Regions from separate parts of the Homo sapiens genome. Here regions 1 and 2 are each linked to region 3. A link is a contact called in ENCODE Hi-C or POLR2A ChIA-PET data. All regions are on one chromosome and are shown on one strand. Each heading gives the region's core, a stretch centred on a gene start or an enhancer-like site at or near the end of the contact. The rest is flanking DNA. Distances are from core to core; before and after follow the strand shown.

Region 1 (2,700 bases), core at 1-2,500, 140 kb after region 3:
CTTCACGATTAACTGAGAAGAGGAGTTCGATGCTGAAAGAACGTCCAAGGGAATGGAAGGAACTGGAGAGGGGAACAAAGAACATTCTAGAAAATGAAATGAACTTAAGAGTCAGGCTATCAGATACTCTGGCAAGCCAACAGGAAACTGCCAGTTTGACCTGGATAAGAAAATAACAATGAACAATGAAATACAAAGTGAAAAGTGAACCTTATTTTGAAATAGTACTACTATAAATGCCAACATTTCCCTTTATAATCTATTTCCTCCGGTAATCTCTGTGAAAACAAACATTACTGAGTTGTAAATGGAAAAAGGCTGCGGGGGCACAAGCAGGGTTAGAAGAGACAATGTGAAAATCTACAGCTAATTCAAACACCTGGTATTTCTCATTTATTACAACTGCCATTCTCCACAGTGCTGCACTCCGGCAATTTCGACAACTGGTAAAACAGGCTGACTTGGATTTCATCTGAGATTTTGAATCTCTGATAAAAATGTCATGAAGCCAAATGGAAAGAGGAAGTGGAAAGGGGCCTGGAGAGTCTGTGTGTGTGAAGGAGTGTGCATGCCCATGTCACAGCTGTGTGTAAGAGGGATGGGGGAGAGGCAATGCAAAGAACACGGAAGTCCACCATTTCCACAGGCATCCTTCAGTACAATGACTGAGGCATGACTCTGAAAAGCAGTTTAGAACTGCAAACGCATGGAAGCCTCATTTTGAGCAAAGGACTCTGTCACCAGCAGAATGAATGCCGATTATAGGCAAAGCATAGTTATCTGATCAAGCTTTACTTATGCTGACCCCTGAACTGAAACCCAGAGCTGAAGTGTGCATAAAGATCAAATGCATCCCAGAACCACTGAAATCTTGTCCTTATTGGGTCACAAAAAAGCATCAATGTTGATGGTTTTTCAAAGCACAGGAGACACCTTCACTGGATATCACTTAAGCAATATGTTTGCCTAAGCCATTTTTAAAACTTGAAAAGGGCGGACAGCTTGAGGGTGCTCCAGGTTATACGATACACACAAGGTTCTGAACATCTTTAAGGGATGATACTTTGGAAAAAGGTTATGACTAATACTGGCGTTTTCAGAGAAAACACAACCACTTGATGCTCAGCCACTTTAGGGTTTCCAAAAATAAGTACTTCAAAAACAAACAGCTCATTCCTAGATACATTCTTACGATAGGTGTCACCAAACAGCAGAGGCAGAGGACCAAGTTCTCGTCTGTCTCCGCTGCGTGTAAGGACAGAGGACAAAACGTAGTGAACTGACTCATTGGTACAGTGCCTGGTTTCCATCTTTGTGGAAAGGAAACAGGTTTCTTGAGAATCTGTCACAATAAGCAGATATTCCTATGTTTCCCAAACACTACAGTGAATTGCTGGCCAGGGGTTACTTCCAAATTTTAAGATGAAAAACTTCTTCTGTTGCACTGAACCTCTGCTACACCAACCCACACGCAGGATCAGAAGCCTGTGCCAATTTTGTTTCAATAAGCACTTTACCCAGTGACATGACTGTGGCCACTTACAGGGTCATGGAGATGGGGTAGGAGTGGAGGAAGGAGCAGGCGTGCACAGCAAAAGGTTTTCCCCACCAGCATTTTCTTCTCACCCTCCTCTCTGCCATTTAAACTGATTTTGTGCTCGCTTATGGGTATTTAAAAACACCTTACCCACTAAAATAATGGCTATTATCAAAGAATGTTTATCAGTGCTATAGAGTGAATGCCTGTGTCCCCTACCAAAACTCACATGTCAAAATCCTAACCCCTAAGGGGATGGAATTAGGAGGCATGGCCTTTGGGAGGTGATTGGGTCATGGGAGTGAAGCCCTCATGAATGGAATCCAGGCCCTTCTATGAGAGGCCCCGGAGAGTGCTCCCGCATCCCTGCCACCATGCAAGGACACAATGAAAAGACAGCCATCTATGAGCCAGGGAGTGGGCCCTCACCAGACACCAAATCTGCCAGCGCCTTGATCTTGCACTTTGTGGCTTCTGGAACTGTGAGAAATACATTTCTATTGCTTATAAGCCACCCAGGCTACACTGTTTTTTTGTGATAGAAGCTCCAATACACTAAAACAATCAGTGTCTTTAAAACTGAAGTGGATTTTCCTACTTCTAAACTAGTTTTTATATACTGGAAACTATTAACGTTTGCTTTTACTGTTTCCAGATCTGGAGTTGAGAAATGAGATGGTTTAGAACCTAAAGATAAAGGAAGGAGGAACCTCATCATCAGTGAATACTCTGAATATCCACAACATACTACATCTGCAGGCTTTCAACTTTTGTTGACCTCTTTGGAACTCTATAAGCTCCAGAATGAAGATGGAAAACCAGTGAGCTACATGAATTAAGTGGAACACAGATCAGCATGGTTTCAGTTCCTGGAGGATTGAACATCAAAACAAACAAGAAACAAGGGCAGCTGAAGACGGCTGTTTCCAGGCTGGGCCTTCCAATGAAACCAGCCCAGCACCCTGGAGGACCTGGGCTCACAGGCACAAAGCAGGAGATGATGGAAGATAGTACCGAGGCCAGAAAATGGCACAGAAGAGCCTAATGTGTTAGCAGTGGGGAAATGAATATGACACAGTATTACCTATTGACAAGAAAGACAACAGGCATAGCTCACTGCTAACCCTACAATGACACCTGGTACAAGCAAGGCCAGTGAGCTT
Region 2 (3,173 bases), core at 671-3,170, 210 kb after region 3:
TATACCAAGACGCCCCCCTGTAAAGAGTGGACTGTCCGGTAGCCGGGCAAGGTGGCTCATACCTTAATCCCAGCACTTTGGGAGTCCAAGGCAGAAGGATCACTTGAGGTCAGGAGTTCGAGACCAGCCTAGCCAACATGGTAAAACCCTGTCTTTACTAAAAATGCAAATAATAGCCAGGCATGGTGGTACGTGCCTGAAATCCCAGCTACTTGGGAAACTGAGGGATGAGAATCACTTGAACCCAGGAGGTAGAGGTTGCAGTGAGCCGAGATCATGCTACTGCACTCTGACCTGGGTGAGGGAGTGAGAATTTGTGTCCAAAAAAAAGAAAAAGAGTGAACTGTTCCGCCTTTGTCTGATGAAGGAATATAATAATTGGCAGCCATACACTATATTCCCGGGTCAAGGAATTCCTGGGTCATTTTCAGCAAGCCTAAAACAAGGTGTTCACACATTTATTTAAAAATATCCCAACAAAGTGTTGCAAAATTTCCCTTGATTGCAATGATTCTTTAAGCTGTTAACATTAATCTTGGGTGGATGCAGGAGTTGTCCACTGGCTTTCCAAAAGGCATCCAATGCCTTTAAGGCAGCATAAGAGAAACACTGCCCCTCTCGATGAACTGGGTCCCTGAGTCTGGCAGTACTGCCCTGTTCTCCACTGTGTCACCTATACAGGGACCCCTGAGAAGACCAGTGTGCATGAACCAGAGACTGGACAGTGCCTCTGTTACCATCACCGTGTGGTATCATGAAGAGGTAACCATCCCGAAGTCACCCAACTTGTCAGCAGAACTACTGGGAAAAGAGCTTAACTTTTCCTGTACTTAAATTCTTCCATATGTAGTTGGAGTTACAGGCCCCAAAGTAAAGACCTATTAAGCTTGCCTATATTGCTCCTAAATTCTCTACTCGTCTGTTCATTATTTCCAAATTTAATAAGGCCATACTGTTGTGTCTTCATCCTGGTCAATGCATCCAATGATACCTTGATAACTTTATCAGAGCAGTAGCTAGCAGAAGCACAGAGGCACGGAGGATGTTAAAACTGCTCAACACCACGGTACAAATGCATTGTCAGCTTATGTAGGAGTCTGCTTTTTATGCAGGCTTATGCAACTGGTGTAATTTTAAAATTTTATAAGCCATTTGAAAGAGCAACTTTGATATTAATGAAATGGGGAGAAATGTATATACAGTCAAAGAAAAGTGTCTTTCCTTTAGCTGATGTCAGAGACTCCCTAGAAATGAAAAATTATTACTGTCTTTTAGAAAAACAAAGGTTAAATGGAAATAGCACTGGCAGGAGTCATATCACAACAGCAAAATATAACAGGGCCAGGCAAACCAAGGATATTGTTGCAAATGCAGAGCCTTGATCAGGCTCATATCTCGAACCTTTTATTTTGTAAAGCTGCCAATTTTATAGCACAAAAATTTTAGTTAGGGCACCTTTAAGATTCACTGCATCTACTATGAGAAGAGAGAATGTCTTAGAAGAGTTTTTAAAAATACTACTTTGAAACACTTATGGGCAAACAAGAATTGGAACACTAATCACTGTAATTTCCCCACCAGGATCACTAGGTAAGACATTCAGAGAACTGGTGGAAGCAAGTGATGATTCAGATGCAGTAGTAGAACAGAAGATTGCCAATCAACTGCAAACAAAGTGCCGCACAGGCCCATCTCAACTGACAGCAATGGTAGAGAGAGAAGAGAGAAAGAAGAGAGAGAAGAGAAACGAGAGAAGAGGAGAGAGGAGGGGGAGGAGGAGGAAGGAGGGGGAGGAGGAAGGAGGAGGAGGGAGGAGGAGAAGGAAGGAGGAGGAGGGAGGAGGAGGGGGCAGGAGAAGGAAGGAGGGGAGGAGGAGGAGGGAGGGGAGGAAGAGGGAGGGGGAGGAGGAGGGAGGCGAGGAGGAGGGAGGGGAGGAGGAGGAGAGAGAAGAATATGAGAAGGGAAGTTGGGAGAGACACAGCCCGACTGACTCAGATTCCAAATTACATATGCACAAAGCCCCTCAAAGGTTATCATGCCCTATCTGATCCAGGGTAAATGAAAACTAAATACTGAGGCGCAATTCACAAGGAAAGTCAGAGTGTCTACACTGTTAACAACATACATTGAATAAAGTATTAGAAACATATTTACTCTTCTCCCTACTCTCGGTGCTACTGACCGTCTACTGAATACAAGGTACAAGAAGAGTTTGCTAAGTTTTGGGTACTGCCCAGGTCGTTCCACGGCTAACAAGGCAAAAACACTCATGTAAACTCCTTGGTGGGCCTGGTATGTTGTGTGTGGAGAGGGTGCCTGATGATGTCTTTGAACTTCACTTTTTGGTTTCTCAGCTATCTCAGAGGTCTGGCTGTAGAATTACTAATATTTTAAACAATGCAAATGTAATTATAGTTGAAGCATACTCTTTAACAGAAGGAGGGAAAGATTGGCATTTAGAAGCTTCATTCAACTTTTGGCCTTTTCAAGGCTAAATGAATCTTAGGGAAGAAATAAAAAGTTCCCATTGATTCACTTAAAAAAAGATTTCTTGCAATTAACAGATCTAAATCTATGAAAAAGGGAGCATTTATGGTAATTTCCATAATCTCTCACTTTCTCTAGACATTTCAAATCAAATTGTAATAATTATAAAATCCCTCCTTCTCTCTAAATACACACACACACACACACACACAAATATAGTTAATCAGCAAAACTTTTTCTGATCTCAAGGAAATGTCAGTTACATTTACACAAGCCTAACTAGTTTAAGCAATTTATTTGTAAGTAGACATGCCTCCTAGATTAGGAAAAAAGTGTATTTAGCTGTATGGCATGACACGCCCCCTACCCCAAACCGTAAATAGTTTTTTTGGCAGGGAGTCAGCAGAAGAGCTATAAAAACATCTTCAGGGTATAGAAAGATGTTCAGGACTTAGAATATACCTTTTCTCATGGTTCTCTTATCCCAACGTATAAATTGTGACAATTTGTTTAAAAGATTGAACTAAACTATGATATTCTCTTTGTCTTCCAAATTTATTTAGACTTGGTATCCTGTTCTTTCTCTGGAATTTCCTTTGCTTTTCTTTTTGTCAGTAAGCTAAATTACTTCTCCTCCCACATGCATAAAAGCATTAATTTATAAAACACATAGCCATATGTCATAT
Region 3 (3,458 bases), core at 34-2,533:
TCTCTACTAATAATACAAAAAATTAACCGGGCGTGGTGGCGCACATCTGTAGTCCCAGCTACTCGGGAGGCTGAATCAGGAGAATCGCTTGAACTCGGGAGGCAGAGGTTGCAGTGAGCTGAGATGGCGCCACTGCACTCCAGCCTGGGCGACAGAAAATAAAAATAAAAAATAATACAGTTCCCGCAGCATAGGGATGTTGTGAGTAGCTATTTGTAAAATGTTTAGAACAGTTTCTAGCACTTAGTAAATGCTCAGTTAAGGCCAACTACTGTTACTGTTAAGCAGGACTGTGGCCATCCTCTGTGCTTAGAAGGTCTGTCTTTGTGCACCCTTCCCAGCACCTACTTAGGATAAACACCGAGAAGTGGAATGAAATCGTCAAACAATGCACTTATTTTAAATCCTGATCAATATCATCCAATTGCCCTCCAGAAATGCACCAGCCGCTGGTGGGCAGGAGGACGCTGTGGCCGGCAGGAGGCTGCAGAGGGGACAGCCCCTGCCTCCTAACTGGAGCACCGGGGACCCTCACCAGCCATCCACACCGCCAGCGAGGTTTCCTGACTTGCCTAGCCTTCCGGGTGGCATTTTGGAATATAAAGCAGGAGGAAAATTAGCAGCAAGTCAGATTCTCTCACTTTGATTTCTAGAAGGAAAGCTAGAGTTGAGGCCGTGTTCGAAAATATAGGTCAGATCTCGGTTTCTGTGGTTACCAAACACTGTCAGCCACCAGTGACTCCCTCCCTCGGGGGCGATGCCAGGGTTCCGAGGCTGGGCAGTCGGGCCTGGCCCCCGCCGGGGTCCCCGGTCGGCTGCCCCGCGAGCCTGGAGGGTCTGCACCGGGGCGAGGGCCCGCGGGCACCCCGCCCTTCACTTCTTCTCGGGGGAGGGGCCGGAGGGCTTGGCGGAGCTGCCGACGGGGTCCGGGGTCGCGCCGATCCCGCCTGGCTCCCCGCGCCTGGGGCTGCAGGGTGGGCACGGGCCGGGCCCGCGGGAGGAGGGGGAGGCCGGGCGCCGCGGGAACAATGTGCTCGGTTGTTGCCGACTGTCAGCCTCGTTCCCGGATCCTCCTTTCCACGCCCCTTGGCCTAACTGCCGCGGGCCTGGCGCGCAGAGGGAAGAGCCCCCTTATTTGGTCTTGGAAAGAAAAGGGAAAGGTTATCCTCGGATGCCTGCGGCGTTGGGTCATCAGCCCGCCGCGGCCGGCGCGCACGCGGGAGCAGCTCCGACTCCCGCCGGCAGGGGGCGGCGCCGGGCAGCGCCGGGGAGCGGCCGCTGGAAAACAGGCGCGTAGGTTCCGCCGCGGCCGGCGCGGATCCGCTCTTGAGCGTGGGGAGGGGGTGGGGGTGGGGGTGGGGGCGGAGGGAGGGCGGGGGAGGGGGCGGCGTCACGGGCAGGGAAGAAGAGAGAAAAGAAAAAAACAAAACCTTTTTATGGCCAGTCAAGCTTCCAAAATTGGAAAACCGTTTCAGTTCGAGGCTGTGACTTTGCCATGTCGATTTCATGTGAAGCATCTGGGAGTGCGCGGAGTGGGGGAGAATAGCGGGGGGTGCGGGGTGCGGTAATCAGTGTTAAGATAAGCCGTGCCATTGGGGTGAAAGTTACTAAGATAATTGAAAAGGTACAGTTTGGGGATCGGTGTCGGCTCGGGTACTTTGCTCCCCACCCCCTTCCCTCTCTTCCCCACTCCTCCCTCCGCCCCTGCTTTTCCAGCCTCTCAGGTGAGCCTGGTGATGTGTAGCGGAGTCTCGCTCTGACCCCCAGGCTGGAGTGCGGTGGTGCGATCTCGGCTCACTGCAACCTCCGCCTCCCGGGTTCAACCGATTAGCCTCCCGAGTGGCCGGGACTACAGGCACGCGCCACCACGCCCAGCTCATTTTTGTATTTTTCGTAGAGACGGGGTTTCCCATGTTGGCTAGGATGGTCTCCATCTCTTGACCTCGTGATCCTCCCGCCTAGGCCTCCCAAAGTGCTGGGATTATGTTTCTAGCCACGTGCAGGCTGAGCCTTGCCCAACCTTCTTATTATCCTGGGCAGCTCAAAAAGGCGAAGGTGACCAAGCTGGGATTCGAACCGCGTCCTTCACGCTTCAGCGCCAAGGCTTGTTCCACGGTTAAGAGCACATTACCTCGCCAATGACTCCTCCAAATAAAGCTTGTGTAATATGTGTCATTCTTCTAAAACCTTTAAAAAAGAATCAAAACAGTAACTGGTTTGACTTTTTCAGCAGAAGGAAGCAAAAGGGCGTCAGCACCTGGAGGTGACTCTAGTGGGGAACCTGCGCCCCAGAGGTGGGAAGGAAGCCAGGGGGCATTCGTTTCGCCTCAACTGCCCCAGGGGTTCTTGTCCATCTCCAGAGAGGCTCTTGGGTAGCATCCTGCCATGGTACTTGTTACCGCACAGAGCCTTCCAAAGAGGGGCCTGGCAGGCGGGGAAGCTGTTGCTAACTTCTATTTTCTATTTTAGGCAAGTTGCAAGCAGCCCTTGTGTTTGCCTGCAGGTCTCACACGGTCCTCCGCCCCTTCTCATTGTTCCAGCTGCTTCCTGAGGTGGTTACTAATAATTGTCACTCATAAGACCTGCCTCGGGTTTCTTCATCTGGAAGGAAATTAATTTTCCAAGTCACACAATTACAGACAACTTTTAAAAGAGTCACTGAGACAGTTTCATGCTTACCTTAGATTAGATGGTTCCAGTTTATTCTTTTTTAAAAAAGAAAATTTGTGTGAACAAAATTAAATCCAAGAAACATGGTTTTTCTCTAGCTCTTTTTTTTTTGTGTGCGTGTGAAATAGTTAAAAAAAAAAAAAAAGAAAAAGAATAAAGAAAAGAAACTGCTTCTACCAGTTTTGGGGGGTTTCCAGGTTTCCAGACATTTACTTAGCTTGATACATAGTATATTTCTGTGGGAAAAGGACAGCGAGAATATCTTGTAGCTTTTACTTTCCAGCATTGTTGTACTGGTTACAGTCAACTCCACAGTATGAACCAGTTGATCAGCTCCAGTAAGGCCTCCTATCCCCTAGTGGAAAAACCCAGGCCTTTCCCACCGCTCTCGTGTCTTGCTCAGGACTGCACCTTTTGTTGCTGGTCCCTTGCTTGGCACTTCCTAGCTGACAGGCCAGGAGGTAGGCTCACTCTCCTTGGTGCTGATCCCAGGCACCAGCTTCCATGAGAACCAGCAGTCACTTCCAGTTGGGGGCAACCCCATCCGGGTTTGCCCTGACATCCCAGAGCCCAGGTCCCCATCCCAGGAGCCAGTAAGAGTCCTTAGCAGGATCAGGAATGTAGCAGCATGGCTGCTGCCTTTTCCCTTCCAGATGCTCTGGCAGGCTGGAGCCCGGGGGTCCCTAACGCCTGCCTTGGCTCTTCACTTCTTCCTGAGGTTCTCCTCACCATGAAACTACTCCCAAATGGAGATATGGTTCCATTCCATTGCCTGGATTCTGCTCTCC

The links. Hi-C counts contacts between places; a loop is a spot of excess contacts on that map. ChIA-PET counts read pairs that join two places held with the same protein, here RNA polymerase II (POLR2A). Pooled maps may share reads with other maps.
Region 1: a loop to region 3 is called in a map of ascending aorta, with 3 times the contacts of the local background. The contact joins two enhancer-like sites. A Hi-C loop is called at or near these places in 16 of 168 maps with a recorded cell type or tissue (GM12878, HCT116, MCF 10A and 13 more), 4 of 37 single-sample maps with no recorded cell type and 16 of 50 pooled maps. POLR2A ChIA-PET finds 5 or more read pairs at or near these places in 3 of 52 experiments (Panc1, activated T-cell and endothelial cell of umbilical vein).
Region 2: POLR2A ChIA-PET joins it to region 3 with 10 read pairs in Panc1. The contact joins two enhancer-like sites. A Hi-C loop is called at or near these places in 39 of 168 maps with a recorded cell type or tissue (GM12878, IMR-90, MCF 10A and 24 more), 14 of 37 single-sample maps with no recorded cell type and 40 of 50 pooled maps. POLR2A ChIA-PET finds 5 or more read pairs at or near these places in 5 of 52 experiments (AG04450, GM12878, H1 and 2 more).

The regions. Positions count from the first base shown.
Region 1 is chr15:98,913,326-98,916,025 of GRCh38, reverse strand. It overlaps IGF1R (insulin like growth factor 1 receptor), which reads right to left. Exons shown (of 21, transcript NM_000875.5): 9 at 1-62. Among named protein-coding and RNA genes, the nearest start is that of PGPEP1L, 93 kb to the left of the region's middle. RefSeq lists an enhancer at 641-710. Within about 2 kb of position 1,250, at least 11 of the 41 ENCODE cell types and tissues checked have a DNase peak (open chromatin) inside an H3K27ac peak, as active enhancers do; they include ascending aorta and prostate gland, where a contact is called at or near this core.
Region 2 is chr15:98,844,143-98,847,315 of GRCh38, reverse strand. The region is part of intron 2 of IGF1R (insulin like growth factor 1 receptor); the gene reads right to left. It overlaps LOC124903561 (a long non-coding RNA gene), which reads left to right. Exons shown (of 2, transcript XR_007064773.1): 1 at 1-3,173. Among named protein-coding and RNA genes, the nearest start is that of MIR4714, 61 kb to the right of the region's middle. Within about 2 kb of position 1,920, at least 2 of the 41 ENCODE cell types and tissues checked have a DNase peak (open chromatin) inside an H3K27ac peak, as active enhancers do.
Region 3 is chr15:99,056,881-99,060,338 of GRCh38, reverse strand. No RefSeq gene overlaps it. Among named protein-coding and RNA genes, the nearest start is that of LUNAR1, 44 kb to the right of the region's middle. RefSeq lists silencers at 963-1,012, 1,123-1,292 and enhancers at 1,310-1,909, 1,910-2,511. Within about 2 kb of position 1,283, at least 18 of the 41 ENCODE cell types and tissues checked have a DNase peak (open chromatin) inside an H3K27ac peak, as active enhancers do; they include ascending aorta and prostate gland, where a contact is called at or near this core.